4 separate regions of the Mus musculus genome follow, and regions 1, 2 and 3 are each linked to region 4. A link is a loop called in an ENCODE intact Hi-C map of the cell type or tissue named here. Cell type or tissue: heart. All regions are shown on one strand. Region 1 holds the start of Gm51460. Region 2 overlaps Pkp3 (plakophilin 3). Region 3 holds the start of Irf7 (interferon regulatory factor 7). Region 4 holds the start of B230206H07Rik (RIKEN cDNA B230206H07 gene).

Evidence for each region. A loop is a pair of places that touch in the nucleus more often than their neighbours do. Peaks named below come from ENCODE experiments on the same cell type or tissue, not always from the same donor. Only the 100,000 strongest peaks of a DNase experiment are listed, where the experiment ranks them.
Region 1: it touches region 4 in a loop (12-fold over the local background); 11 of 42 quality-filtered maps call a loop at or near these places.
Region 2: a loop joins it to region 4, with 2.4 times the contacts of the local background. A loop is called at or near these places in 10 of 42 quality-filtered maps.
Region 3: a loop joins it to region 4, with 6 times the contacts of the local background. A loop is called at or near these places in 19 of 42 quality-filtered maps.

What each region holds. Positions count from the first base shown.
Region 1 is chr7:141,225,042-141,233,041 of GRCm38, forward strand. It overlaps Gm51460, which reads right to left and starts at 4,575. Exons shown (of 1, transcript XM_030243134.1): 1 at 3,165-4,575. The coding sequence starts at 4,170. The coding sequence ends at 3,682. Phrf1 (PHD and ring finger domains 1) reads left to right here and starts at 3,747. Exons shown (of 18, transcript NM_001081118.1): 1 at 3,747-3,850; 2 at 6,186-6,301; 3 at 7,378-7,500. The coding sequence starts at 6,208. In heart, CTCF peaks have their summits at 1,667 (motif pointing right) and 3,392 (motif pointing right); DNase peaks (open chromatin) are centred at 2,930, 3,480 and 3,610; H3K4me3 peaks cover 2,155 bases; H3K27ac peaks cover 2,262 bases.
Region 2 is chr7:141,087,600-141,095,599 of GRCm38, forward strand. Pkp3 (plakophilin 3) reads left to right here. Exons shown (of 13, transcript NM_019762.2): 6 at 37-211; 7 at 685-802; 8 at 882-1,052; 9 at 1,140-1,325; 10 at 1,646-1,799; 11 at 1,970-2,162; 12 at 2,257-2,344; 13 at 2,532-2,911. The coding sequence ends at 2,567. Sigirr (single immunoglobulin and toll-interleukin 1 receptor (TIR) domain) reads right to left here. Exons shown (of 10, transcript NM_001355055.1): 2 at 7,183-7,346; 3 at 6,128-6,326; 4 at 5,601-5,731; 5 at 5,379-5,519; 6 at 4,987-5,130; 7 at 4,782-4,884; 8 at 4,556-4,706; 9 at 4,204-4,393; 10 at 3,576-3,902. The coding sequence starts at 7,189. The coding sequence ends at 3,739. Among named protein-coding and RNA genes, the nearest start is that of Sigirr, 8.9 kb to the right of the region's middle. In heart, a CTCF peak has its summit at 4,876; a DNase peak (open chromatin) is centred at 4,912; H3K4me3 peaks cover 2,017 bases; H3K27me3 peaks cover 5,288 bases.
Region 3 is chr7:141,261,037-141,269,036 of GRCm38, forward strand. It overlaps Phrf1 (PHD and ring finger domains 1), which reads left to right. Exons shown (of 18, transcript NM_001081118.1): 15 at 1-78; 16 at 177-506; 17 at 740-868; 18 at 1,373-1,715. The coding sequence ends at 1,516. Irf7 (interferon regulatory factor 7) reads right to left here and starts at 5,388. Exons shown (of 10, transcript NM_016850.3): 1 at 5,354-5,388; 2 at 4,587-5,008; 3 at 4,341-4,503; 4 at 4,039-4,255; 5 at 3,689-3,747; 6 at 3,457-3,619; 7 at 3,187-3,279; 8 at 2,623-3,012; 9 at 2,420-2,538; 10 at 2,147-2,344. The coding sequence starts at 4,600. The coding sequence ends at 2,189. In heart, CTCF peaks have their summits at 4,216 and 5,737; DNase peaks (open chromatin) are centred at 2,795, 4,185 and 5,345; H3K4me3 peaks cover 1,564 bases; H3K27ac peaks cover 629 bases; H3K27me3 peaks cover 367 bases.
Region 4 is chr7:141,358,976-141,366,975 of GRCm38, forward strand. Eps8l2 (EPS8-like 2) reads left to right here. Exons shown (of 21, transcript NM_133191.2): 16 at 1,347-1,452; 17 at 2,027-2,146; 18 at 2,406-2,478; 19 at 2,605-2,785; 20 at 2,873-3,005; 21 at 3,148-4,041. The coding sequence ends at 3,261. It overlaps B230206H07Rik (RIKEN cDNA B230206H07 gene), which reads right to left and starts at 6,135. Exons shown (of 2, transcript NR_033532.1): 1 at 6,060-6,135; 2 at 203-3,061. In heart, a CTCF peak has its summit at 4,598 (motif pointing left); a DNase peak (open chromatin) is centred at 4,616; H3K27ac peaks cover 1,096 bases; H3K27me3 peaks cover 5,178 bases.

The DNA.
Region 1 (8,000 bases), 130 kb before region 4:
ATGTCATTTCTATATCTGTACTACTGCTAGACATGATTGGTTGATACTTGCATTACTTGCACTTTACAGGTAGAGGCAGAAGGATTAGGAGTTCAAGGCTATCCTTAGCTATATAGCATGTTTAAGGCCTGCTTGGACTACAAGAGGCCCTATGTCAAAACAACAACAACAACAAAAGGTACTACCTATGTTGGTTTTGGCCTGGTTTGGCAATGGGCAGCTTCCTGCCAGCACCTTTCCTCCCACACTTGATAAGCATGGGTTGATGTGGCTGTATAGGTTGTGTACTGCTCAAAGATGCTGAGGAAGAGTTTTTCGTGTGTCGCTGTGGACCTGTTTGTTTATTATACAAGTTTTTCCTTTTTCGGTAGCTTCCTCCCACATTAAAGGCAGCTACAGAGGAAGGTAGGTAGAAGGGGCCGGCTTTCGTCTATGGGGGCTTCAGGTTTGTTAGGAGCTGCTAGTCTTTCTCCTTCCCAAGGGATTCAGTGGGTGTTGACAGGTATTCCCCTATCTGATGCTCGTCACCAGGTAGGCACTGTTTGTGCAGATGAACCAATGTATGTAGAGATACAAGCTGCAAGGGGAGAATCGGTATTTGCTTCAGAGTGAGGGTGATCTTCCAGGCCCCCCCCCTTATCATGCTGAACCCCAAATAAAGCTTTCTCCCTGTATTCACTAGACCAGTATTCACAGTGGCCCCTGCAGCAAGCATGACCAACATCCATCTCTATCTTACAACAAAGGATGCTGTGGTGGCTCTTCCTGGTTGTCAACTTGACTCTATTTGGAATGAACTACAATCCAGAATTGGAAGGCTCACCAGTGACCCTTATCTGGAGGCTGGGAGACAGAAGTTTCTGATCTGGATCTTGGTATGGAGATCTTGAGGCATAGTGGCTATGGATTCCAGAAGATTAAATATCCGGATTCAAGGTCATCTGGGATTAAAGGTGTGGTGGAACACACCTTTAATCTGGCCTATACCTTCTGCTGGAGAGACCATATAAGGACATTGGAAGAAGGGAGTCTCGCTCTTGCTCCTTTGCCTGCTTGCCATGTGGGACTGAGTAACTGCTAGATCCTTGGACTTCCGTTCACAGCTGCTACTGAACCATTGTTGGGAATTGGGCTGCACTGTAAGTCATCAATAAATTCCTTTACTATATAGAGACTATCCCTAAATTCTGTGACTCTAGAGAGAGATCCCTGACTAATATAGATACTAAGTCACAAAGAGGATGGGGAGCTAACCTCAAGCTACACAAGTGATGGTCTAAAGTACCTGAGTCTAGATCCTCCTCCATCTGCATGCAATTGAATGGTTCACAGAAAAGGGAGGACAGGACGTGTTCCAAGGGAACTGTTTCTGACACCGTCCTTTTTTCTTTACTTCCAAGCAGTAACAATATTTTTAAAGTTATTAGTTCTGTGTTTGTATGTGGGCATATACACAAGAGCAGGTGCCCTCAGAGGCCAGAGGCATTGAATCTCTTGGAGCTGGAGTTGAAGACGGTTGAGAGCCACCATGCGGGTGCTGGGGATTGAACTCTGGTTCTCTGGAAGAGTAGCAACCACCTCTCTAAACCCACCATTAGGAATATTGATAATTTTCCTTTTTTTTAAAAAAAGACTTATTGTGTATACCTAATTCTGTCTGCATGTATGTCTACAGGCCAGAAGAGGGCGCCATATCTCATTATAGATGGTTGTGAGTCAACTTGTGGTTGCTGGGAATCGAACTCAGGACCTCTGGAAGAGCAGCCAATGCTCTTAACCTCTGAACCATCTTTCAGCCACAATATTTCTCCTTTTTAAACTCCTTTAAATTTCCTCTTCTTAGCTAATTCTACTTATCGTTCTCTTCCCAGCAAATCAGCGAATTTACTGCATAGTTACCATGCTGGCCTTTCCTGTTCAGTCTTCTGAGTTTCTCTATACTTCCTCCAAGACTGATACTCTCAGAGTCTCAGATGGGCCTTACTCCCAGCCCCATCGTTTTTGAGTTAAGAGTCTCATGTAGTCTAGACTGTTTTTGAACTCCCTGTGTATGCAAGGATGACCTTCTATATAATCTTGCCTATGCTTCCATATCTAATTTATTTTGTGCCAGGGATGAACCCATGGCTCTGGGCATGCCAGTCAAGCACCCCTCCATCTTAACCACCCCCCTGCTCCCAGGTCCTTTCTTTCCTTTGAGACAAAGAGGGTCTCTTTGTAGCTCTGGCTGTTCTGGAACTTGCTATGTGCTCCAGGCTAGCCTTGAACTCACACTGGTCCGCCTGTCTCTTCTGAGAGTAAAGGTTATGTCACCCTGTCCAGCCCCAGATCCCTTCTTGATGTATGTGTTTGCTTCTCCTTTTCTTGTTTTCTTCAGTACCCTACCCTTGAGTTTCTTTGTAGAATCTGGACTTTTTAGCACTGAAAGTCCCAGGTTCCAAAGCTGGTCCCCACTACCACCACATTTTATCTCCAAGGCAGCCTTTTGTCCTCTGCTCTCTGGGGATAACCCTAGCTTTCCCTCTTCTAAGTAGACTCCTATCTCCTCATCTTCATATTCTTCCTTCCCTCTCCTCCCTGCCCCTCTCATCCAGTTTCTCAGTAAATCTACAGTCTGTCTTCTCCTCCTTTCTTTTTCTTTTCTTTTCTTTTCTTTTTTTTTTTTTCTTTCTTTCTTTCTTTCTTTCTTTCTTTCTTTCTTTCTTTCCTTTTTTTTTTTTGTTGTTGTTCTTGTTGTTTTCGAGACAGGGTTTCTCTGTATAGCCCTGGCTGTCCTGGAACTCACTCTGAAGACCAGGCTGGCCTTGAACTCAGAAACCCGCCTGCCTGCCTCTGCATCCCAAGTGCTGGGATTAAAAGCGTGCACCACCACTGCCCGGCTACAGTCTGTCTTCTATTCCTATCAAAAGCCATCCCTTCTGAGCCACAGTGGTCCCTGGACCACAAAATGGGCAGTTGAGTCCAGTGAGCCATGATTGCCACCTGTTTAGTACCTCAGTGTCCTCTGATCCCCTCAGCCTCTAGGTCAGTCTCAGTTTTGTGGGTCTGAATTTTCCCTGAGTCCTCTCATGGTTCTTCCCCTAATCCTATTATGCTCCATACTTTGACCCCTCTCACCAGGCCTTTATGCGTACTAGGCAAGAAAGTGTCCTACTGCCAGGCGGTAACCTCTAGTTCTGTTCTTTCTATTAATTATCTGTGCCATACAATTAAGTTCTTCACGGTGTTCACAAGTTACTGTGCCTCTCCTCGCCGGGCTGAAGGGGACGGAGGAGCTCGTATATACAGGATCCATCATGATTAACTGCATACTGGAAGGGAACCTGAAGACCCAGGGGACATCCTGAAGCTTTTCTCTAGCGCTCCTCCAGCCGCGGGCTGCAGTTAAGTCCAGCCACCAGGAGGAGGCGCTCACGGGAGGGCGGGACGGTTGTGGGCGGAGACGTGGTCCCGGGGCCGCTCCCATTCATCGCGGCGGATGGGGAGTCGGACTGTACCAACTGCATGGAGGTGAGACCCACAGCCTGGTTTAGTGCACTGGTGAGAGCTCGGACAGCACACGCTCAGCAAAACACTGCTCTCCTCTGACAGTACTTGTGATGGGCTAGTCGGTGTTCTGAGAGGAAGGGGACGCGCTAACGTCTCGTCATCCTCCGCCGCGAGTTCCTCCCCGTTTTGGCCTTAGTAGTTTCCACCAACGGGCAGGGCAGAAAGTTCCGGAAGAGTATGGGTGCACTTCCGGGTCGGGGAGCGCGCGGCGACGGCGGCGGCGGCTGACCGGCCTACTTGCGGTCGTGTTCGGACAGAGGCGGGATCGTCTAGGAGCGTCCGGGAGGCGCGAGGTTCCCGGGTACGTGCGGTAGCCGCTCTGGCCCGGTGTCCCTGTCGCGTCCGGCCGCGCGGGCCACCTATGGTGGCCGTACGCTTTGTCTGTGGCCTTCCGGGCCGGCTAGGCCTACGTCGCTCTGGCCGCGGGTCGGTCCGGAGGACGAGAGGGTGGCTGAGGCCTCGAGCTGAGCCCCGGAACGTCCGGCTGCGACCGGGAGGCCCATGGGCGTGGTGCCGGCCACCTGTCTGGTCATGCGGGAACCTGGACTGGTGCATAAGAAAGGTGTGACCCCTAGCTACCTGGTTTTCTGTCCTGATGGCCCTCGCCCTGGCCAGCACCATCTGAACTTGCCCAAATTGTGCTTGATGTCGCGATTATCGTTTTCCTTAGTTCGAGGAGCCCTCCCAGCATTCTCGAGTAGGCACCACTGTCGGAGCTTTACAGCCATAGTTCGGAGAGGTAAAGTCACTTGTCAGTGTTACATCGCTGCAGAGTGGCAGAGCCAACATTGCTTTCAAACCTGTCTTCCTGTCTTGTGTTTGAACCCCGGGTTGCTCCCATCGTGTCTTGAAAGGAGTACTCTGCAACAGAAAACAGTAACGTGTCTGGCGACTGTCATCTTGGCCAGTGGTTGGAAGCACAGTTGGAGTTTGAGATTGACTTGCAGCTCGGCATTCCTCCTTTCTCCCCATAGACCACTCTATACTCATTCCTCTGGGAAGAATGCTGAGTGAAAAGGGCAACCTGTGGCGTCACTCAGCACTGAGAGAAAGCCAAGACTTGTGTGAGTGAGGTTCACAGAGTTCCTTATAGCTCCTCTTTTCTGAAAACTGGGACCATGACCGAGGTCCCCGTCATGAATGGGCCAAAGCTCTGTGTCTATCTCAGTCTGCATTTTCTAATATCAGAGACGGTGTGTTTCAGCAGGAGTCTGTGGCAAATTCTCTGAGCACCAGGTAGACGTAAGATAGTTTATCAGAACTCTTCTCCCTTTACTGTTCCCAGGCAGGAGCAACATGTGACAATTGACATTCCTTAAGTTATGCCCTCTGTGTTTAGAGACCATCAGCTCTTCTCCTGGCCTTTGACCTCTTGGAGAAGGGTTTCGCCCTTCCCTGTGGCTTTGAGTGGATAGCCTGTGTGTTCTTGAGGCCGATGGACCTCTAGGATCTGGGGCCCCTGATCTTGAGCCCTATTTTTCAGCTTTCTTATGCTGTTTTGTTTTGTTTTGTTTTTCTCTGACTGTGGACATTAGGTTTGGTGGGAAGCATAGGGTACCACAGGATAGGCTAGTGAGTTTTTGAATGAATTTTCTGTGAAAGGGGCTTCCTCTGGAAGTAACTGGGAAAGTTAGGTGGCACAGAGGAGTAAAGACCACATATATGAATAGGTTCTTATTTGGGGAACTAGAGCTTGGTACAGAAGGAAGGTCATATCTAGTGACATTTATGATCCTTCTTTCTCTCTTTTGTTTTTTGTTTTGTTTGTTTGTTTCTGAGACAGGGTTTCTCAGTGTCTCCCTGGCTGTCCTGGAACTCATTCTGTAGACAAGGCTGGTCCCAAACTTAGAATCCGCCTGTCTCTGCCTCACAAGTGCTGGGATTAAAGGTGTGCCACAACTCCCTGGCTCTCTCTCTTTTGTTTTTGAGGCAGGGTTTCTCTGTGTAGGCCTGGCTATCCTGGAACTTGCTCTGTAGACCAGACTGGCCTCAAAGTCAGAAGAGTGAAGACAGGAAGTCTTTTAAACATTGTTCTTACAGGCTTGCAAAGGAGGACTAGCAGGTGTTCCAGCTGACAAAGTCAGGAGAGGGACAGCCCAGCATCTTCTGCCTTTCAGCCTGGGCCACAGGAATGCCATAGTCCCCAGGAACTTCATCTGAGGTTTATAATCTGATGGTGGCCAGCTGAGCAGAGGCCAGTGGGCCAGCATTGGCCAAGAGTGACATGCCCACTTAGTGACAGGCAAATGGGCGACTCACCACTGGAGTCCTCGTGATGACCGGCTCTCAGGTGAAAAGTGCTGCTCTGTTTCAGCGCATATGTCTGTCTGGTTCATTTCTGTATTAGGACTCTTCAGGAATGCTTGGGTGAGAGCATTGCTAGTCCTCAGGCACGAAGACCCTGCTTTGCATTTGGTTCTGGAAACTAGTCACTGTCTCTTATGAAGATGTATTTTATGTTTTATATTTGCACATGGCTCTATGACTAGGGTACTGTGTGTTGTGTCTCACAGCTCAGATTCTACATGTGTGACAGTGCTTAGGCCACCAGGGAGGTCCCTATTGGGAATGGCACCTTTTAGAGTGGGCTCTGTAGCCAGGGAAGGTTGGAGTTATTTGGTTCTGGTCTCTTTCAGAGGTGAACTCCAATGTGCAGCCATGGATGACGACAACTTGGATGAGCTTGTGGCGCACAGCCCTGGGCCAGATGGACCCCCACGGGTTGGCTCCTCAGAACTGGCCAGTGATGCTGGTAAGCACCCCACTGCCACACCCCAATGCTGGCAGGGTGTCTGCAAAGGAATAGCACCTGGTGCTTTCTCCAGGTTACTAAGCTCCTCTTGGGAGCTTAAATGTCAGCTTTCACTTTTAACCTTAAAAAAAATTGTTATAGAAGTATAGTACATTCAGTTTTTTTTTTTTTTTTTTTTTTTTTGGTTTTTCGAGACAGGGTTTCTCTGTATAGCCCTGGCTGTCCTGGAACTCACTCTGTAGACCAGGCTGGCCTCGAACTCAGAAATCCGCCTGCCTCTGCCTCCCGAGTGCTGGGATTAAAGGCGTGCGCCACCACGCCCGGCACATTCAGTCTTTTTGTTTGCTTTTTTTGTTTTGTCTTGTTTTTAAGATGGTGTGGTTCAGACTGTCCTTGAACCCTTGACTCGTGTGATCAGCCCAGCTCAGCCTCCCAAAGTGCGGGTAGCTAAGACTACAATCACATGTCATTGTGTTCCATCTTTTTGTGAGGAGGGAGGATTAGGGATAGAACCTAAAGCTTTGTGCATGCTTAGTAAGACTGCTGTGGGGCTCTAGTTTTTGGAACAGGGTCTTGCTGTGTAGAATAGGATGGCTTCTAGCTGCGGTCCTCCTGACTAAACCTCCAGACAGGGGAATGCATGGTTTTCATTGATTTGTTTTAGTTTTGCCTGGGCTCCTGTGGCCCAGAGGCCTGCTGAGGACGGTCGTGAGCTTCTGACCCCGTGCCTCTGCCTCTCAAACCAACGCTGCGGTTACAGATGTGCACCGCTGTGCTGGGCGCTGGGTGGTGCTGGGTGGTGCACCCAGGGCTTGATCATACTAGGCGTGCACACTACTAGCTGAGCTGTATTTCAAGCCACCTTGTCTTATTTTTAATGCTAGCAACATAAATACAGAGTAAGATGACACATGGCTCCCCATTTTATATCTCTCTAGCCAGCCCCTAACCCCTCCTCTCCCTCCCGACCCCAACCAGGGTAGCCTGGTGTTGTAGACCTGTATATTCCCAGAGCAGCTTTGGCTCCCTGCTTTGACACTGCCCTTTGGGGCCTGTGCTTTTACCTTGTGATCTAGAAGAAAGCAGCAATGGCCAAAGTGGAGACTCTGAAGATGATACAGGCAGTGAGCAGGATGATGACACAGATGGGGAGGAAACAGAGGGGCTGTCTGAAGAGGAAGACCCAGAGGATAGATCTGGTAAGATTATAGCCATTTGAGCCAGTTGCCTTGAATCTCTTAGGGTGTTACCTGTCATAGGAACAACAATTGACTTCTGCTGGAGTTTTTAATTTTTAAAGTTAAGTTTAGTGATAGAATTCTGTGGGTATCTCTTCTGGGAAAATGTCTAAGGACATTGTGCAACATAAGCCATGGGAGAATGTAGGGAGACTGGAGCTCTGAGAGGATGAGCACGGAGGTCTTGGTAGCCTCCATTCATTTTATGAGGGCCAACTGCTAGTATCATCTAGGTGCAAAACAGCTTAGCAGGCACTTAGGGGCATGTGGCCTGGACCTCTTTTAGGACAAAGGGCATTAGTCCTGTCTTGTAGCTCTTTCTTTGCTTATTCAAAAAGCTCATTCTGTGGTATTATTTCAAAAGGCCTGGCTTCTGGGCACTAGAGAAAGTTTATAACTTGAAACTCATGCAGAGAATAATGCTTGAATGACACACTTATACTCTGGAAAACCTTCATGGC
Region 2 (8,000 bases), 270 kb before region 4:
CAACCCTGACCCCATCCTTCACCCCATCTTGTGCAGGGATCCTATGGAACCTGTCCTCCAGTGACCACCTAAAGGACCGCCTCGCCCGGGATACACTGGAGCAGCTCACAGATCTGGTGCTGAGCCCCCTGTCAGGGGCAGGTGGGCCTCCCCTCATCCAGCAGAATGCCTCAGAGGCAGAGATCTTCTACAATGCTACTGGCTTCCTCAGGTGTGCTAAGTGGAGGACCTGGGCCAGGAGATGATGCAGGGAAGGAGCCAGGTGCCAGAGAAGGATTAGGGGAACTCCGAAAAGAAGCAAGTTCATTTGCCACCTCGTTGACAGGAACAGTTAGCCAAGGCCACGGGGAGACATAAACAGCAGAGAAAAGAACGGGATAGACAGGACACCTGCAGCTCTATGACTCATTGAATCAAGTCTCTTGCCGGGACATCCATCTTCCTAAACTTTGAGGAGCTGGGTGGGGGATGGGTATGTGAAGGGCAGGGCCGGAAGCATCTGGTACGGTCCAGGAACAGAAGAGCACAGGGGGCGGTGCCAGCTCAGGGTGGAGACTGGTGCCTGATGATTTCATCTCCAGGACAGGGGCCTCAGGTTAAGGGTCCCTGAGGTGACACTTCGAGGTTCCCTGAGGGGACTGTGTTGGTATCCCTGGGGAAGCTCTGACCTGCCTCCATCCCCAGGAACCTCAGCTCAGCCTCCCAGGCCACTCGGCAGAAGATGCGCGAGTGCCATGGGCTAGTGGATGCTCTGGTCACCTACATCAACCATGCCCTGGACGTTGGCAAGTGTGAGGACAAGGTGAGGGGCAACAGCTGGTGAGCCAAAGGGGGTGCAGGGGCTTCGGCCCACTCTGATCACCCTCTGTTCCTTCCTGCAGAGTGTGGAAAATGCTGTGTGTGTGCTGAGGAACCTGTCCTACCGCCTCTACGACGAGATGCCGCCATCAGCCTTGCAGCGGCTTGAAGGCCGGGGCCGCAGGGACATGGCAGGGGCTCCGCCTGGTGAAATGGTAGGCTGCTTCACACCTCAGAGTCGGCGGCTGCGAGAGGTGAGCCCAGACCCGGAAGTGCCAGACTGATGCTCTGACCCCAGCTGTACCCCTGGCGCTGGCTGATCCCTGTTCCTTCCCACTCAGCTTCCTCTCACAGCTGATGCACTCACCTTTGCCGAAGTATCTAAGGATCCCAAGGGCCTCGAATGGCTGTGGAGCCCCCAGATTGTGGGGTTGTACAACCGACTGCTGCAGCGCTGTGAACTAAATCGGCATACAACGGAGGCGGCCGCAGGGGCGCTACAGAATATCACCGCGGGCGACCGCAGGGTCAGTAGGCGGACTAGCCCCACTCCTAGGCACTCGGGCTCACGGATGAGAGCCACGCCCTGGGAATTCATGATCTGTTTGGGAAAAGGGATCTCTAAGAGTGAGACATGAAACCTTTGCTCAGCCTGAGGAATGGGACCATGTGGTTTGGGTTCTGACTTTCTGAGAAGGGTCACCTGATCAGGTCCTGTACTTGGCAGAACAGGCAGAAGTAGCAGGCAAGAAATGAAGATGTGATTCCCCCTCAATCCTGAACAGGGCTGCCTAGGGCTGGCTGGGGTGCTTCTGGGCTTCACCATGTTCCCTGCCTTTCCCTGCAGTGGGCAGGTGTGCTGAGCCGCCTGGCCCTGGAACAGGAGCGAATCCTGAACCCCTTGCTGGACCGCGTTCGCACCGCTGACCACAACCAACTGCGCTCACTGACTGGCCTCATCCGAAACCTGTCTCGGAATGCCAGGAACAAGGACGAGATGTGTGAGTTCTGTCCCTGGTCCAGTACACAGCCCATGTCTCCCAAGGAGCTGGCTTCTGGTTAGCAAGTCAAATGGAGTGGGCAGGTGTGTGTGTCAGCCCCCAGGGGAGTCAGAGGTTCTGGGTGCCAAAGCAGCAGGGAATATGGCAGACTGACCCTAACCTCTTATCAGCCACAAAGGTAGTGAGCCACCTGATTGAGAAGCTTCCTGGTAGTGTGGGTGAGAAGTGTCCCCCAGCTGAGGTGCTGGTCAACATCATAGCCGTGCTCAACAACCTGGTGGTAGCCAGCCCCATTGCTGCCCGGGACCTGCTCTACTTTGATGGCCTCCGAAAGCTGGTCTTCATCAAAAAGAAGAGGGATAGGTAAGGACCAACCAAACCAAAGCAACATGGCCAAGGTATGCCCTACCCATCCTACCTCCTAGCCTTGAGCCTGACCCTCTTGAAATGCCCACAGCCCCGACAGTGAGAAGTCTTCCCGGGCAGCCTCCAGCCTCTTGGCCAACCTCTGGCAGTACAGCAAGCTCCACCGTGACTTCCGGGCGGTATGTTTTACAGAGCCCAGCCAACGGGGACTCAGGGCATGAGGCTCGATACAAGATGCAGGTCTCCAGGGGAGGGACACAAGCCTGGAACACAGAGGCAAGGGGTGTGCACAGAATATTATGGGGAAGACAGGATCTTAGGGAATGCAAAGGCAGTCCTGCTCATCCTGTCCTCTCTTCACTGCAGAAAGGCTACCGGAAAGAGGACTTCCTGGGTCCATAGGTGAAGCCTCCTGGAGATGAAGTGATTCAGCTTCCAAGAGATAGGCTCAGCTCCTGCTGTCCCACAGCACATAGAAGAGGAGCTGATGCCACAGGACCTCTCTCTCTCTCTCTCTCTCCTCTCTGGAGTCCTGTGTGTGTGCCCTTGAGGGGCCAGGGCCACCAGAAAAGAACAGGCGCTTGCAACTGGGGATTGATTGGCTTCTGCAGGGCAGGGAAAGGGGGTAGAGCTTGAGCTGCTCTGGTGTACTGGGTGGCGATTAGTCACAATGGCAAGGGCGGGGCCACCCTCGGCCTGACAGCTTTGTGACGGCAACATTGGGATTAAAGGTGGTTTTGAACACAGCCCCAGCTCCGTGTGTTTCCGTGACTGGCCACAGATCCTGAAGTGTACATTGTCTCCAAACACGACTACCTGTCCCAGAAGACACACCTCCAGGCCTACACATAGGCCACCCAAGGCGGAAGACACAGACAGGACGGGAAAGGAATTAAAAGGGATAGCCAACCTTACTGCTATCTGAGGCATAAACACACCAGAGCTGGGGACTTCCCAAGCAATATCCATGCCATAAACACAGCCAATACTCTGTCCACCCAGAGCTGGTGCTAGGAGGTGCCCTGAGGTGCTAGGAGGTGTCCACCCAGAGCTGGTGCTAGGAGGTGTCCTGGCCAGAGGATCAGCCTGGCTGCCCAAGGCTTGAACTCCAGGAAACTCAGAAACAGGAAGTCAGAACAATTCCTCATAAAATTATTAACAGTGGCTTCTTACTCAAAAATCTGCCCATATGAGAGAGGACTAGAGACAGTCATACTCCCAACCAGGAGGGACACTGGGAGCTATTAGAGCAAGGGATATGCCAGGGCTAGCTGAGGATAGAAGGCAGGTTTGAGCAGATAGCAGCCTGGGGAACATGGTGCTGGTAAGGATGAGAAGAGTCAGGGTCTCATGATGGAGGCAATAAGAGGCCTAGCAGTTACCTACCACCCAGACAGAAATAAGCCCGGGCAGGAACCAACAGGATTTTATTTTGTGACACCCTGGGGCCACACTCCTTTCCTGAGGGGCCCAGGGATAGAGGCAAGGGTTGTGATCCTAGGAAGGAGTGCCTGCTGCCTCTACCCTGGAAGCTGCCACCGTGATCTCATGGTCTGGGCTGCTGGGATATGGGCTACACATCATCCTCAGACACGAGGCAGTAGAAGTCTGTCCGTGCACTGTAGTTTCGAGAGCCGAGGTCAGAGACATCCATTTCACTGCCGTGGCTCTCTCCTATGCAGATCCTGGTTTCCTGCAGTGGAGTTGGTGGCTCCCCAAAGACAGGTCCACGGACACCTGCAGGATACCACAAGGCCTGAGGCTCCAAGATCGACAGCCAGTCTTCTACTAGGATCTGTGACCAGAGGGGGTTACTGTATGCTCACCCATCAGCCACAAAGACACTAGAGGCCCTGAAAGTTCCCCTACAGAAGCCTAGGAGCAAAACACCTCCTCAGAAAGAGGCACTGAGGGCCACTGTCTGTGGAGGTCAAACCTCCTTAGGAGACAGGATCTCTCGATGCCAGAGTCCTCCAAGCCTGAGTCCTTTCCAGGACGCTGGAGCTGTGTTTGACCCCTTGATCTGCAGTGAGCATACCCAGGTCTCCCTCAGGGTCTGGATCCAGCTCTGACTCCATGCCCCGGCCCTGGGCAGCACGTCCTCTCACGATTAGCATGGGATCTTTGTCATCCTGAAGTCGGGTTTGAGGGTCTCCCTCCACCGGCCTGTACTGCACCTTCCGTGGCAGTGCTAGCTGTAGCTCTTTCCAAAAATCAGAGGAAGGAGTCTGGGGGCCAGGTTTGGACAGAAAGTATAAACACATAGGGATCTATAAACAGGAAGCCTCTAGCCACCCAGGCCCAAATAGCACTGCCCTTGGCTGACTCGCAGGTCCCCCAGCCCTCCAGCATCTCAGGCACAACTCCCCTCCCGCCCCCAGCCCTCGCACCACGGAGCCAGGCTTCCAAAGCACCAGGGTCACGAGGTGGCGGTGCTGGCGCAGGAGCCGGAGAGCAGGGTGTATGGGCTCACGCCTCTGGCCCTCAAAGGTGATGAAGATAGGTCTGCGGGTGAGCTCCAGTAGGCGGCACAGTCCCTCCCTGAAAAGACCGGACTGTCAGGAGGGGCAGGATAGGTCTCCTGGTCCCCCATCCCAAGCCAACAGCCCAACGCACCGGAAGCTCTGGCTACACCAGGGCCGGCTTAGGAAGGCATCTGAAAGAACCACGATGAGACGCCGACAGCGACTCAGGTTCACCAAAAGGTCGGCAGAGGGCTCTGTAGGCAAGGGCGTGGGAGGACGGGTGAGAGGCGGGGCCAGTGACAAGGGCGGGACTCAGGGAACAGAGTAGGGACCAGGAGGCAGGACTTGGGCGGTACCCGCGCGAGGCAAGAGGTCGCGGTCCTCTAGGAAGAGTTTGTATCCCCGACGCCGCTCCAACTGAGGCTTCAGAATAAAATTTACAAATTTGCGGTCCTCTGGGCAGTCGCTATAGGACACGTAGGCATCGTATAACTTCCCATCTGTAGAGAAAGCCAGTCAGCAGGGCCAGTTAAAGAGGCACCTCTAGTCCATGTTCAGCACTTCTCTGAACATGTCTCTTCCTTCGGTTGACCCCAGTCCTGTGCCCTTCTGAGACACTGCCTTTCCACTGCCTCTGAACACCTAGATCCCTCTACAGCTACAACTCCCTCCACCTAGGACTGAACCCGGCTTGCAGCTAGGCCCTTGGCTGAAACCTGTGCCCTAATCCATGCAGAAACCCACATACCGTTCATCTCCACCTCCCCGTAAGTGTCTTGGTACCAAAGCAGCATGTTCAGCCGACACTTAACATAGAGCAGGGCCACCAGCAGCAGAACCACCAGGACCAGGAGGGAAGCCAGTACTGCAGCCACATGGCCAGCAGGGCCTGCAGACAGGGAGAACCACTACTCCTTTAATGTTAGGACTACAGGAAGCCCTTGCCCTCCACCACCTTGAACTCCCTCACCAGCTCGCCAAAGAGTGAAGGAATGGGAGCTGACATTCCAGACAGAACAGGTGAAGGTTCCATAGTCCTCTGCATTGGTCAAGTTGAGCACCAGGACACTGGACACAATCTCTGAGAAGTTGGCGCTGACCCTGGGAAAACCAGGCCAAATCCTTACCTGGGAACCAAGAACATTGGGGGGATGCCCAAGTCCCACCTGTCTGAGATTCATCCAGGGAGAGATTGCAGATTTAGGCTAAGTGGACAGAATTTGGGCCTACGTCATGGGGATCCTTTGGTTACAGGCTTAGCTAGTCAATGAACCATTATAGACTAAGAATTCTATGCCCAGACAGTCTACAAGATACATGAATAAACAAAGACCCAGAGTCAACCCTCTATCTGTGGTCATGGAGATAGTTGGCCATGTCAGATTTGCATAAGTAATACATCGCCTTCACTCATGGTGTTAGAGTTAAGGGTGTAGGTCAGAAAGGCTGGCCATGGGTGTATCCCAGTGGTTACTCTAATCCTGGATGCCTTCTTACCAGAAGTCCTCATGGAGGCTGAAGTGGCTTCCATTGCCCAATGCCAGACCATCTTTCAGCCACTGCACTGATGGCTGGGGACACTGGGGCCTAGAGAACACCCAAGCTGTGCAATTCAAAGCAACTTCTCTGCCAAGGGCAAGACCCAAGGCCTGGTCTTCAGATGGGGAAAGGAAATTAGGGGCCATGTCACAGACACCTGCAGAAAGAGTACAACAGGTCAGCCTACTGCCATGCTATCCACAGATGCTCTAAAAACACTTGCAATGGGCACACAACAGTGATCACACAACATCCATCATGAGTCCTACAGGCAAGAGCCCGGGCTTGCATTCTTTCCTCAGCAGTGGGCAGTTGTGTTCTGCTGGCCCTCATGTGACAGCCTTGTGCTCAGGGGGAACATTAACAGAAAGGGGAGTGGCCAGAGTCATAAGTGAGCTGAGCCAGCCCAGCCAGCGGAGCCCATCTGTTGGTTTATCCCTGGTAGACACGAGTCCAGGCTCCATACTACCCCGTCAGAGTAGAGCCAGCTCCTGCCTCCCTCATCCTTCAGGCTTCTACTGAAGACCTACAGGGACTGTGGGTACCAAAGGTTGAAAGAATACATATAGCGTTCGAACTTCTTCCACAGAGACAGGGCAAGCCAGAGTCTGGGCTTCCAGGAATCCCATCTACTGGCCACAGACTGCCCTCCTACTTCTCTGAGGCCGAACTCTTCCCATCTTTTAGTAAAACTGTGACCCTGGCAGGAGGCTGGAGAGGCACCCCGCACTACTTCATTTCACACTCACACCCCCAGGACCTCATTAAGATTCCTAGGTTTATTGATTCCTGCATGGCTCATCTGGAGGCCTTGGGCGGGGCGGGGGGGGGGGGGGTGCAGTAGAGGCTTTCATCACTGCCCTGAGTTCAGAACCGACTACTGGAAGGAAGGGACGAGCCTAGGCTTTGCCCTCTGGCCTGTATCCAAGCACAGAGAGAGAGCAATGCGGGGCCAGCCTGACGGTCAGAAATTGGGGTGGAGACTTTGTCCTAGCCCTCTCTGGCTTGCCTACCTGCCATGGCTCTTCTGGGACCTCTTCACGGCAGGCCAAACGCTGGTTTCCCTCCCTGGCACCGCCGTGGCTCCTTAACCGAGCAGATGGGGTCCACTGCAGGCTGAGAAGGGCTCCTTTCTGTAGATTCAGCCAGACGGACAGGAGGTCCTGGAGGTCAGAGGCTGCCACCATCCCCAGGGGACAAGTTAAACAGGAACAGGATGAGTTAACCAGTAACTGTCAGCCACCAGCAGTACTGGCTGCACACCAGAGAGCTTGCCTTGCAACCTTGGCCAGTCTCGGAGTTCTGGGTGAGCTCCCAGATCTCACAAGCACAGAGCAGATTCTGCCTCACACGGTTTGGAAGGGGGCAGGCCCATGGACCACCTTCACATGTCCTGTGGCCACTGTGGTGACTCAGGGCCACAGCAGACATGCTCCAAGAAGGATCTGACCTCAGGAGAGAGCAGTTAGCCTCATTCCTGGCTGTCCCCTGTAATGGATGGATTGCTGTATGCAGGTGGGTGCATGGGTGCTTGTCACCTGGCCAGGACCTGGAGATTAAGGGGATATGAGGCATAAGTGAACCCTAACTGTGAGATCCTGGATGCAGTCACACATGCACATGTGAATGGACACATCACACCTGTGGACGCCCTGAGGCTCATCTGGGCCAGGAGAAGGTAAATGGGAACCAGGCTGGTATAGAGGCCACTCCGAAGGGCCTTGGGAACTCCTTCTCGGAACCCGAAACATAGATGACTCCTTCCTAGGGCTCTGGGCCATTCTCAGCCCACAGCAGTTATACACACCCGGGATTCAAAGAGCTCTGTAGT
Region 3 (8,000 bases), 98 kb before region 4:
CAGGCACCATTCTCCGAGCTGCCCCCTCCCATCCACGTGCTCCAGGAGTCTGGGTTACCTGATGCAGATCCCTCTCAGGTGGGTGCTGGGCTAGAGGGACATGGTCCTTGTGCTGGGCTTTTTGGGCTGCCCTGCCTAGGGCTTAGACCTCATGGTACTACTTCCTTTCTATACAGCCCCCTGGTGCTCCCAGGGCAGAAGGGCTTCCAGCTGCTGGGACTCTGCACTCAGCAGGGGGTATTCTTGCCCAGGTTTACAGCCCCAACATGCCACCACCCTTGGCTCAGCCCTCAAGCATCCTGCCCTATGCACTGGTCAGCCAGCCCTCAGTCCAGTTGATCCTGCAGGGGACCCTTCCCCTAGCAGGCTGCGGTACAGCACAGAGCCTGGCACCAGTGCCCACAATGCCAGCTACAGTCTCAGAGCTAGCTGTTCCAACCACCAACAACTCAGAAGAAAGGACTGCTACTCCCAAAACAGCTGCTGAGAAGACCAAAAAGGAGGAGGTGAGTGCTGCTGCCTGTCCTTCCACAGCCCCTGTCTTATTTGGGCCTGATTTTAGGTAGAGTATCCAGGCCTGTGGGCTTGGTCAGGGTGGTAAGAGAGCAGCCAGCCCATTGCCTTTAGTGTTCTTTGGCAAATGAATAATATCCCAGAACTCCTGGCTTCTCGCCAATGGGCCCGCAGGTCAGTTTTGGCCATCTTGCCACAGGGTCACACATGTCCTCCTCACTCCTAGTACATGAAGAAGCTGCACATGCAAGAACGGGCTGTGGAGGAGGTGAAGCTGGCCATTAAACCCTTCTACCAGAAGAGAGAAGTGACCAAGGAGGAGTACAAGGACATACTGCGCAAAGCCGTGCAGAAGGTAGGCTGCAGGCAGGCACACACATGCCTTTTTGGGAACTCTGAGGTTGCAAGGGACACATTGTGACACAGAATAGCTAAATCTGTATGTGTCAGCTGCCATTTCTAGTTTGCATGGACTCCTGGGTCTGTAAGTATGGAGTCAGCCAGCTCTCACAAAGTGCCACTCAGGCAATGCTCATTAAAACTAAAATAATAGATGAGGAATTTCAGATGTCCTCAATCCACCCAATTTCTTTGGATCTTTGGAGGAACTAAGTCTCTGAGAGATGGGCAGATTTTTCTATAGGAACAAGTTTTAGCTTCCTTCTGACCTCTGACACAGGAAGATAAACCTCAGCAGCTCTGTGAAGTGTGGTTACAGATGTGTGTGTAGGGTGGGCATACAAGTCCCCTTAACAAGATCAAGGGCACTACTTGAGATGGTCAGGACAAGGAAGCTTGGTTGAGTTGATCTTTGTGACAAGTCGAGAGAGCACTCAGAAATCATGTGTTCTTCCTCCAGATCTGCCACAGCAAGAGTGGTGAAATCAACCCTGTAAAGGTGGCCAACCTGGTGAAGGCCTATGTGGACAAATACAGGCATATGCGCAGACACAAGAAGACTGAAGGTGGAGAGGAGCCACCCACTCAGGGTGCTGAGACCTGAGGCTAGCCACTCTCTGGGGAGGCATCCCCAGCGGGAAAGAAATGGGGCCGCCAGCACTCCTGCCTCTGAGGGTCTCATGGTACCTGTCTGCACCTGTCTTGCTTATAATTGAAAACTGGACTTTTTTATATGTATATTATAGATACACTGTTTCCATTGTGTTCTAATTTATCAAAAATGGCTTATGTTTAGAAACTTTTCTATGGACTGATGCTTAGAAGGTGAAGCGGTTTTTGGTTTCGGAAAGCCTGACGGCTCAGTGGAAGCGTCTGTATCTGCCACAAAGCCAGCTGTCAGCAGTCGCTCAGGACCGTCCCTGCTTAGCAGTTCTCTTCCTCTAGCTGCTTTGTGCTCCTGTCAGGAGACAGGACATAGTGCTGTGGGTCTCAGAGGTTTAGGCACACACAGGCCCCACCTTCCCAAGTACACCTGGCATCGGGGTGTTCCCGATTCCTGTCTTAGAGTGTTTGTGTCCAGTAAGAGCTGTGCTAGCCTAGCCAGTTCTTGATTATGAAAGTGAGTGCTGCAAAGGAGGCCTGGTGTGTAGGGACTGGGGGTCACCTTCTTTCAAGGGACTCTACAAGGTCCACTAGAGACACTATACAGCAAGGAGCAGACCTGACCCAGGGCTCCACTGATTTTGAACTATTTATTGGGAGTTGGGATTCTGAGTCAAGGCCACTGACCCAGGTCCATGAGGAAGTGTTCGATGTCTTCGTAGAGACTGTTGGTGCTAGACAAGCACAAGCCGAGACTGCTGCTGTCCAGGGAGGACACACCCTCACGCTGCACGCCCTCCAGGTATGCCTTGCATACCCATGGCTCCAGCTGTGGAAAGGACATGTGTTAAGACTCTTTCTTACCTAGCAGCCCACACCTTCCCTTGGCCCACCCAGGCTCTACCTTCACCAGGATCAGGGTCTTCTCCTTGGGCCTCCCTGCTGACAAGTCTTGCCCAAAACCCAGGTAGATGGTGTAGTGTGGTGACCCTTGCCGCCTCCGAGCCCGAAACTCCTCCAGTTCTGTTAAGGAGATAGCTCTGGTGAGCAGGTTAAGAAAGGCTCCAGGCCCCAGAGGACAGCACCCCAGCCAGACACCTTACTGACCTCGGAAGAAAGTGCTGAAGTCGAAGATGGGGGTGTGGCGGTTGCGCTCCAGCAGCTGGGGTGGGGTGGAGGGGCCGGTAGTGCCCATAGGGCTGCCTACCTCCCAGTACACCTTGCACTTGCCCATACGCAGGGCCCACAGTGACGGTCCTCGAAGCTCCAGCTGAAGGCCGGGAGACACATGCTGGAGAAGCGTCTCTGTGTAGTGCAGCTGCTTCTGATCTGGGAGCTCAGCAGGACTGGGAAAGATCACCGGCTGGGGCTCTGAAGTTCTTACTGCTGGGGCCATGGGGCTGTACAGGAACACGCATCTGGGGTGCCCCACCACTGCCTGTAGCACTGTGCGGCCCTTGTACATGATGGTCACATCCAGGAACCCAAGGCTGCGCTCTGTGTATAGACCATGCTGTGAGTGGTAGGTTTGGGTGGAGCATTTTGTCCCATGCCCCCTGCCAAGGACCCATTCACCTCCTACTGAGATGCAGGTGTGAAGGAGCAGTAGGGCAGAATTCTGCCCGGGAGGCTAGGAAAAGCTGTGCTAGCGCCTCCGCTCTAGATCCTCACCGGTGAGAGCTGGCTGTTGAGGCCTGGGACTGGGGACAGCTTCCACCTGCCATGCTGCATAGGGTTCCTCGTAAACACGGTCTTGCTCCTGGCCTGAGGGCAAATTGGAGCTGCCTGTCCATCTTAGCCCAGCTTCCCACCCCTGTCATTTTAACATCCTTATCTTTCCTCCTCCCAGCAAGGACTCTGTTGTCCTCCCTCTCATACAGCCTTGGGCAGATGGGTGTTCTCTAGCTTAGCCCCAGCTCTGTAACAGTAACTGCCTCTCACCAGGAGCCTGTGGTGGGACGGGGTCTGCCCCAGACTCGGATTCCAGTATGTGGCTGTACTGCAGAACCTGAAGCAAGAGGTCCCCGGCATCACTAGAAAGCAGAGGGCTTGGGGTTTGGAGCCCAGCATTTTCTCTTGCCAGAAATGATCCTGGGGACACACCCTGTAATAGACAGCATAGTGGTAGGCACCTGCCGATCCCCCACACCTAGGAAGGATGGACCAGATGTACCTGTGTGGGCAGAGCATTGCTGAGGCTCACTTCTTCCCTATTTTCCGTGGCTGGGCCCACTGAGGGAGAGGAGTGGGGAGGGGAGATTTGGTTACGATGCCCAAGCAGTTCCAAAAGTTCTCTATTTCTCATACCCTCTGTTCCCAAACCACCAGGTACCTCACTCAGCCCAAGGCTCTGACTTAGCAGGAAGTGTGCACTCCCCCTCCACCCCGACACACACACACTTTGGAAGGAGAGGAACTGAATCTACAACTAGTTTCAAAAACCACAAATCAAACCATTGAAACCACCAAAATGACAGAGGCCATGTACCTCCCTGGCCCATCCCTGTTTGTGGCACTGCTCACCAGTAGATCCAAGCTCCCGGCTAAGTTCGTACACCTTATGCGGATCAACTGGATCCCCTGAATTGTCTTGGCGCAAGATAAAACGCCCTGTGCTGTGGAGTGCACAGCGGAAGTTGGTCTTCCAGCCTCTTCGCTCTCTTCGCTCAGCAGCCTCAGCCTCTGGGGGTGGCAGGTTAACTCCACTAGGTGGCCACCTCCCTCGGGCCACAGCCCAGGCCTGAAGGAGAGGAGAGAGCATGGGTTGAGGCTGGATTCCCCCAGGAGTTCTGGCAGATTATAAAGAGGGCAGGACTGGGTACCACCTTGAAGATCTGTGCATCTTCTTCATCCAGATCCCTACGACCGAAATGCTTCCAGGGTACGCGGAAGACTGTGCGAGCCTCGTTCAGCCACTGCAGCCCCTCGTACTGGCCGCTGCTGACCTCCCCCAATAGCCAGTCTCCAAACAGCACTCGCTGGACCCCCCTGCAGGCAGAGCAGCCACGCTGGGGTTAGGGCTAATGTAAGGGACACAGGACCCAATACAACCAGGGTAGACATGTTCTCACCTCACTTCAGCCATTGCTCCGTCTACACAGGCAGTCTGGGAGAATCAAAGTAGATGCTACTACTCTGTGATGCCTTGTAGTCACTGGAGCAGTCAGCTATTGCAAATAAGGCCCCTTGGGTGCCTCTATGGTTTTAGGTTGTAGCCACAGATAGTGTGACCAAGTTTCACAAATGTGTTTTAAACGTTACAAGTGTTGGTAACAGGTAGGAATTTCAGTTTCACAAGTGTGACCCAGGTATTAGGGTGTTGAGGGTCACAGATGAGGTTTGAGAACTTGTGGTCACCTAGGTTCAGAACTCAGTGTAGATTCCTCTGCCAAGGTGGCTGTAGATGTGACTACAGATGTAGCGGGAGCGCACACGTGATGTCACAGGTGTTAATCCAGCGTCCGAGCCTGGATGGGCTGTCACAGGCTGGACCCTGCGAAGACACAAAAGGGGCGGGCCCAGACGAGTAAAACGAAACTGCATCTCAGGAAAATGAAACCTAAACAGTCTAAACAGCGCCCGGTAGCTGCTGGCTTCCCGCTGTCTCCACTGTCTCCATGCCTACCAGTGCAGTCCTCAAACTACACCCGACCCTTACTCAGATCCCAATCCCTGCAGACCCAATTGCAAATCCTGCCGGGACGTCTGCCCTCCTGTTTCCCCCGAGCTTCTCTTCACTGCCCTTCACTGATCACTCACTACTCTGTAGAGGGGACAAGAATTTCCCCTGTGGCACTAGCTCACCTCCCTCCCCGAGTGGCCCAAGAGTCCCACATACCTGGTACCGGAGCCGCCGGGACGGGTTTTATCTCAGTGAAAAGGAGGGTGCCAGTGCTTTTATAGTACTTCGGGCAGAGGCGGGGCAGAGCCCAGGCAGGGTGTGGCTTAAGGGCTCCAGACGTCACTAGGGTGTCACTAGTTTGTAGCACTCAATTGCAAATCCTTCCCTCCTGTTCCCCCCCCACCCCCCAGCTTCTCTTCACTGCCCTTCACTGATCACTCTCTCAGATTCAGTCTTCCAGGCTCTTTGTAGATTCAATGAGAGAGGCTGACCCTGCTTTGGACAGAACAGCCATGTCTTGGAGGACAGTAAGAATAGTAAGTAGGTGGAGGTCTATCTGCCAGGCTCAGCCCCTGGTGGAAGTGTGGGAAAGGTCTTTCCCCAGGACCTCTTCAGGAAAGCACATTGGGACAAGGCAGGGATACCCACAACAGTCAGTAGGTTTTGTTTGTTTATTTGTTTTGTTTAGCTGGCTGAAAAAAATCTTAGAAAGTGGAGTCTAAAGAGAGACTATGGTACAATTTGGCTTAACACTGAGAATGGTACAGATAAGAATATACCATCTGGGGGCTGGTGAGATGGCTCAGCAGGTCAGAGCACGACTGCACTTCTGAAGGTCCTGAGTTCAAATCCCAGCAACCACAAGGTGGCTCACAACCATCCGTAACAAGATCTGACTCCTTCTTCTGGTGTGTCTGAAGACAGCTACAGTGTACTTACATATAATAAATAAATAAATCTGAAAAAAAAAGTAAACTGGGCATGGTGGTGCACGCCTTTAATCCCAGCACTTGGGAGGCAGAGGCAGGCAGATTTCTGAGTTCGAGGCCAGCCTGGTCTACAAAGTGAATTCCAGGACAGCCAGGGCTACACAGAGAAACCCTGTCTCAAAAAACAAACAAACAAAAAACAACAACAACAACAACAAAAGTATACCATCTGGGAAGAATATACCATCTGGACAGAGGTTGAAGCAGAAGGATTGAGGCCAACCTGTGTTATAGAGTAAGACCCTGGAAGCTGAAGAGGCAGCTCAATAGTTAAGAGCCCTGGCTGCTCTTCCAGAAGTCCTCAGTTCAATTCCCAGCAACCATACGGTGGCTCACAACCATTTTTAATGGGACCTGATGCCCTCTTCTGGCACACAACTAAATATATATAATATATCTCCACAGTCAAGGGTTGTGTCCATCCTTCTTCAGAGAATCTTTTGTTTTGTTTTGTTTTGTTTTTGTTTTTTGAGACAGGGTTTCTCTGTGTAGCCCTGGCTGTCCTGGAACTCACTCTGTAGACCAGGCTGGCCTCAAACTCAGAAATCCACGTGCCTCTGCCTCCCAAGTGCTGGGGTTAAAGGCGTGCGCCACCCACCATACCTGGCCAAAGAAGCTTCTTATTGCAGTGGGTAGACCTTTAGGGAAGGGGGTGTCCTTTATTCAGTGATTAAATTGTCCTTGTTCCAGCTGGGTCAAGAAGCTAGAACTAAGAAATAGCTTAGTGGTTAGGGGCACGAACTGCTCTTCCTAGACAACAGGGGTTCAAATCCAGCACCCACATGGCAGCTCACAACTGTAACTCCAAAATTTGACACTGTCACATAGACATGCATGTAGATCATACACTGATACACATAAAAGTAAAAATTTAAAAACACCAAAACCAAACAAAACATTTAAATAGAAACTAGTTAAACTCAGAGGGATACTGAGAAGACGGAAAAGGAGGAAGGGGACTTGTTAAGAAGGCTTCCAACAAGGGGGAAAGAAAATGACAAGGGAGACTGGGGCATGGAAATCACCAGCCGAAATGAAAGTCAAAAGATACATTGTATGTATAAATGCATAAAACTGGATATTTAAAAGTATTCAGGGCTGGAGAGATGGCTCAGTGGTCAAGAGCACTGACTGCTTCACCAGAGGTCCTGAGTTCAATTCCCAGCAACCACATGGTGGCTCACAACCACCTGTAATGGGATCTAATGCCCTCTTCTGGTGTGGCTGAAGACAGTTATAGTGTACTTATATAGATAAGATAAATAAATAAGTCTTTTTAAAAAAAATAAAAGCATTCAAATACTTTGGAAAGGAGTTCAGGGTCACTTTTCATTAGAAAGCATGCCATGACTGCTGTTCAGGAAGAAGGCCAGATTGCGGGGTGCACACTGTGTGTAACTACCGTAGCCCTGGTTTTCCTCCATTCACTTACATGACCTGTAGCTTCCTATTTCTCATGTCTAAGCTTCCTGTGTGGGGCAGAGTGCCCTGTTCATTGCCAAAGCAGCCTTCCTTTTTCTTTTTCCTCAGAAAGGCTCTCTTTACATTAGGTTTGCCTTCCCTGGAACTCACTGTGGAGACTAGGTTAACCTCAAACTCAGAAAGACCTGCCTGCCTCTGCCTCACACATGCAGGGATTATGTGAGCTACCACTCTCAGCCAGATCTTTGAAATGGGCTGTGACCCTCATGAGGGTCCCAAACACCACGTCTCCCAAATGAACGTGCGTGTGGAGTGGACGGTTCTGGCTCCTTCCCCTCCCTCACGTGAAGCTGTCCATCTTGGGCAAGGAGCTGGAGCTCTCTAGCTTTCCTCTTAGCTACAGTGGGAACTTGCTTGTGGTTAGCCACCCGGAAGCCCGCAGCTGGGCGCTC
Region 4 (8,000 bases):
GGGTTTTTAACCATTGAGCTATCTCTCCAGCCCCTCTTCTTAGCTTTGTAACATATAATTGAAGGAAACTTTTCAAGTCACATCTGCTTTCAAAAGTCTTAATCTATATCGGTCCTTTTTCCCTTCCTTCCTTCCTTCCTTCCTTCCTTTCTTTCTTTCTTTCTTCCTTTCTTTCTTTCCTTTCTTTCTTTTTTTCTTTTTTGAGACAGGGTTTCTCTGTGTAGCCCTCTGGCTGTCCTTCCTGGAACTCACTCTGTAGACCATGCTGGCCTTGAACTCAGAGATCTGCCTGCCTCTGCCTTCTGAGTGCTGGTTGCCTGGCTACATTACTTCTTTCTATACTTTCTTGTTTCATAATCAATGTTAGAAAGGGACAGAGATTGGATGTGGAAGCCCACACCTTTGGTTCCAGGACTCAGGAGGCAGAGGCAGACAGATCTCTGTGAGTCTCAGGCAGTCAATGGCTGCATAGTGAGACGATGTCAAATTTTTAATTAATTAAAATCAAGGTTAGAAACTCACTGAAGGAAAAAAGGAAAGAAAGAAACAAACACCACCAGCGACTCCTCCAAGCACCACCCACTATGGTGCTGTTGGGGATTCAGAGCAAAGGGCTCTGATTATCCCCCACACACACACTAAGCATCCCACACTCCCCGTGAGTTAAACAGAAGCCCAAGACATGGAGGTATCCCTCTTACCTCCCCCTCCTCTGGTTCTTACTCCTACCCAGGGTCTACCTGGTGGTCCTACGGCTCCTTTTCAAAGTGAACCCCTCTCCTTGGGCTTCTTTAGCTTGCTATCCAGTGTCCCTACTGGGATCATATGTATGGGACATTCTCAGCCTATCAATACACTGGGCACAGACCTGGATCCCCCACCCCTCCTCCCTCTCCAGTGCCACACTGACCAGGAACATGACCTGGCTAGGGGGGAAACCATTAGCCAGAGCTCACCCCTGCTCCAGAGATGCAAGGGGACTTCCAGAAAGGACACATAATATCTCTAAGGGGCTGTAACTGAAAATCTCCTAGCCCTAGCCCTGTGGTCAACTGGGAACATGTGACCCTGTCACTCCCTAGGCACACCTCTTGCTCTAGTCCCTCTGAGGAGCAGGGCAAGAGACTCCCCAAGATAGTTTGAGCTGGGCCAGCCTCTTGGAGTCTCGTCTCCCCCCCCCCCCCCCCCCCCCCCCGCCTGCTGGAGTGTCACAGTTTCCACTCCCGGCTGAGAAGCACAGCCTCTCTTCACTGCAACCTGGGCAGCAGAACAGGAGGCAGCTGCAGCTGGGAAGCAGGAAGAGACTTCCGTCCAGCCCTGGGTCTCAACTCTTCCTGGTCCTGCAGGGGCTACCAGCCAACACCAGCCATGACCAAGTACGTCAAGATCCTCTATGATTTCACAGCGCGAAACGCCAATGAGCTATCTGTGCTCAAGGACGAGGTCCTAGAGGTAAGGACCGGGGCTATACAGGGGAAGTGGGGCGTGTTCTGGGACCATGGTCTGTAATCCACCCATCTTCCCAGTGTGCTCGACCTGGCTTCCTACTGGGCCTCCAGTGGCCTCTCTGACCCCCACCACAGTCTGGCTGAGCCACTGAGCTGCCTTCTGATGTCTGGGGGATCCCTGGAGGTCTACCGTGGTGGGTGGCCCTTCGGTAGAAGCCAGTAGGGGCTTGTCATTCATGGCCACCCAAGATCACCACCCTGGACCAACTTATTTGTGCCTAACCTGAATCCAGGCCACCTACTGAGGGACAGAAAGTGGAGCAGGCTGGGGGAAGCTCTGCATTTAGAATCAGGTTAAGAGGTACCCTGTCTCCAGGACTGGGGAGGCCAGGCAGGCACTGGGTAGCCCATCAGGCCAAGACATGTCCAGAGGATGGAGAGCTGTGCTTGAGATACCTGGACAATGCTTTGGCCCTCTGTGAAGGGTTTGGCAAGTGTCCCCAGCATCTGACTCTAATAGTACTTGAGGTCTGCACGAGGATGTTGGTGAGTCTCACAGACATCTGGACACTTGGCAGGTGCTGGAGGACGGCCGGCAGTGGTGGAAGCTACGAAATCGCAGTGGCCAGGCGGGCTATGTGCCCTGCAACATCCTGGCTGAAGCTCGGCAGGAGGACGTGGGTGCCCCCTTGGAACAGGTGATCGCCTGCCACGGCTCCATTCTGTCTACAACACAGTCAGAGCCCCTAAGGTCAGGGGTGCAGCTGGTCTCAATGTGATATTTGAACCTGATCCCCGGAAACCTGCTGCCCCCAAGCTGGGCCAAGGGCTGTGTGGGTTCCTGGGGTCTTACTCAAGGGAAGAAAGGGCTGGCCCATCCATCTGGGGTCCTGGGTAAGTCCTTATATAATAGCCCCCCCCTCACCTTACCCCTCACCTCTTCCTTACTCCTTGCAGTCTGGCCAGAAATACTGGGGTCCAGCCAGCCCCACCCACAAACTGCCCCCAATTTTCGCAGGGAACAAAGAAGGTAAGTAGATCCACTTTGGGGTTAGAAGTGTAGGGAGGGGCAGGGGAGGGCGCTGATAGGATGCGGAGGGTGGGGAAGAGGCAGAGAACGGGTCGAGTGAAGGGGCTGAGAGCGTGCGCCCCACAGAGCTAATCCACCACATGGACGAGGTCAATGACGAGCTCATGAAAAAGATCAGCCACATCAAGACACAGCCGCAGCGCAACTTCCGCGTGGAGCGCAGCCAGCCAGTGCACCTGCCGCTTACCTTCGAGTCAGGTCCGGATGAGGTCCGCGCCTGGCTGGAAGCCAAGGCCTTCAGTGCCAGGTGAGTCCCGTGTGTACAGCCGGTGGGGCGGAGCCTGGAGGACAGTGTCCCGCCCACGGCCCCGCCCTCACACCCACCTGCCCCTAGGATCGTGGAGAACCTGGGCATCTTAACTGGACCCCAGCTCTTCTCCCTCAACAAGGAGGAACTGAAAAAAGTGTGCGGGGAAGAGGGCAGTCGCGTGTACAGCCAGCTCACGGTTCAGAAGGCCTTCCTGGAGGTGAGCAGCTCCTGCCTGCTTCTGAGTTCCTTCCTAGGCACTTGCACCTGGGGTCACTGGAAAAACAGGAAACAGCAGGGCCCTGTCCTGTACCCTCTTTATTCCCCAACCTCCCGGCTGAGGCCCAATCTCTTTTTCCTAGAAACAACAAAGTGGGTCAGAACTGGAGAAGCTCATGAGCAAGATCAGGAGGGCCGAGGACAGCTATACCAGCCAACACACTTCACCAGAGTCAGAGGGGGCGCCGCACCTGTAATGGGCCCAACCCAAATGCATGGAGTATTATTTTTATATGTGTATTATTTTATACCAAGGACATAGATGGGCTGGGTGTAACTGGCTTACCTGCCCTCCAGGCAGAGTCCTGTGTATGAGCCTAGCTACACCTGTGGGTAGCTCTTTTACCACCCGAGCCCTACCCCCAACCCAATACTCTTCTTCCAAAACCAAGGCCAGCCTCAGCCAAACCTGTACCTGGCAGTGCCAGTCCCTTCTCAACCTGCTGCCAAGGCCCCAGGACTCTCCCGGTGGGCAAGGCCTCTTCCCCTGGTCTTCTTGGTGCACATGAAGGTCCTTGTTCCTTACAATGCTGGGCCCCGACTCTGCAGCTCTCCCTTGTGTTGCTTGTTTCTACATTCACGTTTTCCTGCATCCGCTGTACCCCAATTGCAGGATGGGCCTGAGCCCTCAGCTGACCAGCCTGGTGTCCTTGCCTACATATTTGCCCACTCCCTTCACGCTGCTAGCATCCCAGGAACAACCTGGTCAGGGGCTCCAGGACAGGAGGCCTTGGGTGACCTGCTGGTATAGAGTATGCTGTATTCTTTCTTCTTTGAGACCTAAGAATGAACCAGACATAGGTTCTGACTTCAAATGTCCCATCCCACCCAAAGAGCCTGTGATAACAGATGTCTCTGGCTATTTCCACCAGCCTGTTCGCTGGTGTCTGGTGCGTTTCCCAGCTCTGGATGGAGCCCCAGACCCAGAGATGAGAGTGGGGACTCCACAGCTATGTCAATAAACCAGATGTCTCCTAGCAACTTAGATATCTGTTTCTTGGGGTAGAAGTGCTCTGACACCCAAACTGCCTCTTCTTCCTGCTCCTTTTCTCTGGGATAGTGCATTGGCCCTGAACTCTGAATCGTCATCCTGCCTAAGCCTTCTGTGCTGGGATCCCACTTGTAGACCACCAAGCCTGGTCATGCCCTTCAAAGATCTTTCCAGTAGAGAGCAACCCACCCACACAGGTAGTGCTTTGGCCATGCCAGGGGACACCTCTCACCTCCACACCCATCCAAAATGGCCCTAAGGACATTTCTGGGAGGGACTCCAGAGGGTGTCTAGACAGCCCAAAACCTTCCAACCGGGTGGCTTTCAAAGGTCCCATTCTGAGTAGGAGCAGAGTTCAGCTGGCCCAGGAGCATGAATCAGAGGGAGATAGAGGCACTATTTAGAAGACTGTTCCAAGATGAGGGAGGTGTCAAAAAGAGACCTGGGGCCTGAAAGACCTCACTGACAAGTTGGAGAGAGACCCAGGTATCTGCCTGACTGGCCAGAGACTTTCCTTTGATGCAAGCCTTTGGTGCCATCTGCTGGTAGCTCCTTATACATCTTTGGGTGACTGTTAGATACCTTGTATCTGGTGTGAGGACTGTCCTGCATTCCAAATTGCTAGTGAGTCAAATCCTGACAAGGATCACCTGAATCCTCAACGTACTGTGCCGAGACTGAGGTGAAGAGACTGTGCCCCTCAACTAATCCACCACCTACCCAGACTTGGCCTCAGGTCTCAGAGGCTCCAGCCCCTCAGCTCAGACAAGCCCTACAGGACCCAGTCTTTCCAGCAGTCTTCTCTCCAAGATGGTTGGCGCCACCCTTAGGGAGTCTCCAGAACCTGTATCTGCTTCATCTAACCCTCCTAGCCCTTCCCCATCTGCCTACACTTACTGTGGCTTCCACAGAGCTGAGGCGGCTCCAGACCAAGCAGCCTCCCCTGCCCAGGAGCTCTGGACTCCTCACTCCCATGTGCTTGGGGCCCCAGCTGAACAACTGGCTCAGGCCTCTGAGTTCTTGGAAGTTGTCCCTTCTTCTCTCAAGGGCCTTCTACCACCTCTAGGTCCTTTTTAAAAAGTAGAGAGCTGGGTGTGGTAACATACACATTTAATTACAGAAAGCAGAAAGCAGAGGCAGGAGGGAGATCTATGTGAATTAGAAGTAGGTCGACACAGCAAGTTCCAGTCCAGCCAGGGTTACAGAGTTAAAAAAAACAAAAACAAACAAACAAACAAACAAACAAACAAGAAAAAAACTGTCAAAAATCTTTACTTTTAAATATTTTTTAGATTTTCTTGCTTTTACTTTATGTGTATGAATGTTTGCCTGTACATGTCCTACATGTATGTACACCATATACACCACATGTGTGCCGTGCCCACAAAGGCCAGACAGATTCTCTGGAACTGGAGTTATAGATAGTTGTGGGTCCTGGAACCCCAACCCTGGTCCTCTGCAGCAATAACCATCCCTAAAGGCTGAGACAGCTTTCCTTATTAATTCTGTGAGGCACAATCTCACATAGCACACGCCTCATACTTTTGATGTGGCTGATGGATGGCCTCGAAGGCTTCTAGGCAGGCACCCAGTTTAATGTGTTGCTGGGGATAGAGGGGAAACATTCTGCCAACAGAGCTAAGTCCTGAACCCTCAGAACCTTTCAAAGAGAATAGCAGAGGACCACCCATCACAGGCACCTAGTGAAGAGATGGAAGTGTTACAGCCCCAGGGCGAGTTAGCTTGGGACCTTCCCTAACTACTTACTCTTCCCTCTTTGGATGTCACTATCCGGGGCCTGCAAATGAGAGATAACAAACAAGAACCATGCAGCAAGCACTATCTCTAGCATTGGGTGACCTCACTCTGGTCTAGACTAAAGAATGAGACACAAAGAACCCAGGTCACCTAGGCTGGGGTTCAAGTGCAACTTTCCTAATTATAATACAACTCTCCCTGATCCCTACCCAGCAAGTCAGCAGGAATGGGAAAGGTTTGCCCTACCTGTGGGAACCCAGCTGAAGAGGGTCTGTCCATAGGTTGGGTAGATTTGCCCTGGACAAGAACGAAGAATGAACTTAAAACCCCCAAACCTAGAGTTGGTTTCTAAGCTACTTAGCCAATAAGCTCTTCGTGTGTGGGACTGCTGTGACTACTGCTCTGTGCCTAGCTCCACCACCAACAAATATTTCCATGAACAAGGCCCATCTCTGTCTGGGGACAAGCATGTCTTTGTGATCTGCCAACCTCCTGACCACCCACAGCAGGCCATTCAAACACAGGGCTTCCTATACCACTCAGAAGAGGCTTTCCCGTCTTTCTTAGAAAAAGATATAAAATAGTTGACTTCTCAAGGTAATTGGAGGAATGACAGAGAAGCTGAGATGTCCCTTCTACCTGGGTGACCCAGCACAAGATGCACACTTAACCTGGGGACAGTGATGCTTAGCCAAAGTGGCTAAATCTCTGTGCAAATCCCATGAAGGGACCCTGGACATGGGTGAATGCCGAGAAAATGCTTTTTGTGTGGAGAAGCAGAAAGGATCTACCCTGGCCCTGAATGTTCCCCTGGGAGTATTGAATGCAACATGACAGGCAAAACTGTCAAGTGTCAGAGAGAAAGCATGGAGAAGATCTGTAGCCAAATAACTTGTGCTCAAACAAGAAGACGTGAATTTGAGTTCAAAGAGACAATGTGTGTGTGCTGCTATGGGGCATGGAGCAGAGAGGAGTGATGGCCAAGCTATACAGCTCTGAGCATACAAAGCCTAAGAGTCGCTTGCCAGGCATGGTGATTCGTGCCTGTCATGTTATCGTTTGGAATGCTGAAGCAGGAGGATTACCATGAGTTTGAGGCCAGAGCAGGCTTATAGTGCTACCCTGCCCCAAAGAACAACCAAAACTTCTTTTGTTGATCACCACTCCCCAAAGTGCTGTCAAGAGACACATTGCACACTGAGTGGTCTTAAGTGCACACCTCACTGTGGATGGTATTAGGGGCACAGCTGCTTAAGAACTTTCTTCAGGGTTTGAGGTACAGGCGAGTAGCAGGGGAACAGGGAGAAGCACGGGGTCGAGTTCAAGGAGGATCTTTGGATACTTGGTTAGGACTCAGCATCCCTAAGGTGAGTTTCAAAACTCAGAGAGCCCTGCTAGGCTTTCCACCTACAGGTCCTGAGCAAGAACTTTCTGAGGGGTCAGAGAGATGGTTCAGTGGTTAAGAGAACTGGTCTCTCCTCTAAAGAAGCCGGGTTCAGTTTCCAGCACCCTTGCGGCAGCTCACAACTGCCTTAAAATTAAATAATATAATATACAAAAATCTTTCTGTAACTTCCCAAATAAGGCATTTGAAACCTCATCTTCCTGCTTTGAGTGCAACAGTGGTGTGTATGTGTGTGTGTGTGTGTGTGTGTGTGTGTGTGTGTGTGTGTATACATGCTTACATGCCTGAGTGCAAGAAGAGTCAGAGACCAGAGGTCAACACTGATTTCTTCTCTCTCTACATTGGGAAGAGCGGGGGGGGGGGGGGGTAGCAGTGGAGATTGAACCTAGAACCTTCTATATGCTAAGTGTCCTGCTTAGTCTTTTTGTCAGCTTTACTTGAACTAGATTCATTTGGGAAGAGAAAACACTAATTGTGGAAGTGGTCCACCAGATTTGCATGTGGACAAGCCAGGCAGTGGTGGTGGCACATGCCTTTATTCCCAGCACTGGAGAGGCAGAGGCAGGTGGATTTCTGAGTTCGAGACCAGCCTGGTCTACAGAGTGAGTTCCAGGACAGACAGGGCTACACAGAGAAAGCCTGTCTTGAAAACAAACAAACAAACAAACAAACAAACAAACAAATAGAAATATTTGCCTGTGGGCAAGCCTGTGAGACATTTTCTTAATTAATGATGGATGTGGGAGGTGCCGTCTCTGTACACATGGTTCTGAGTTGTATAA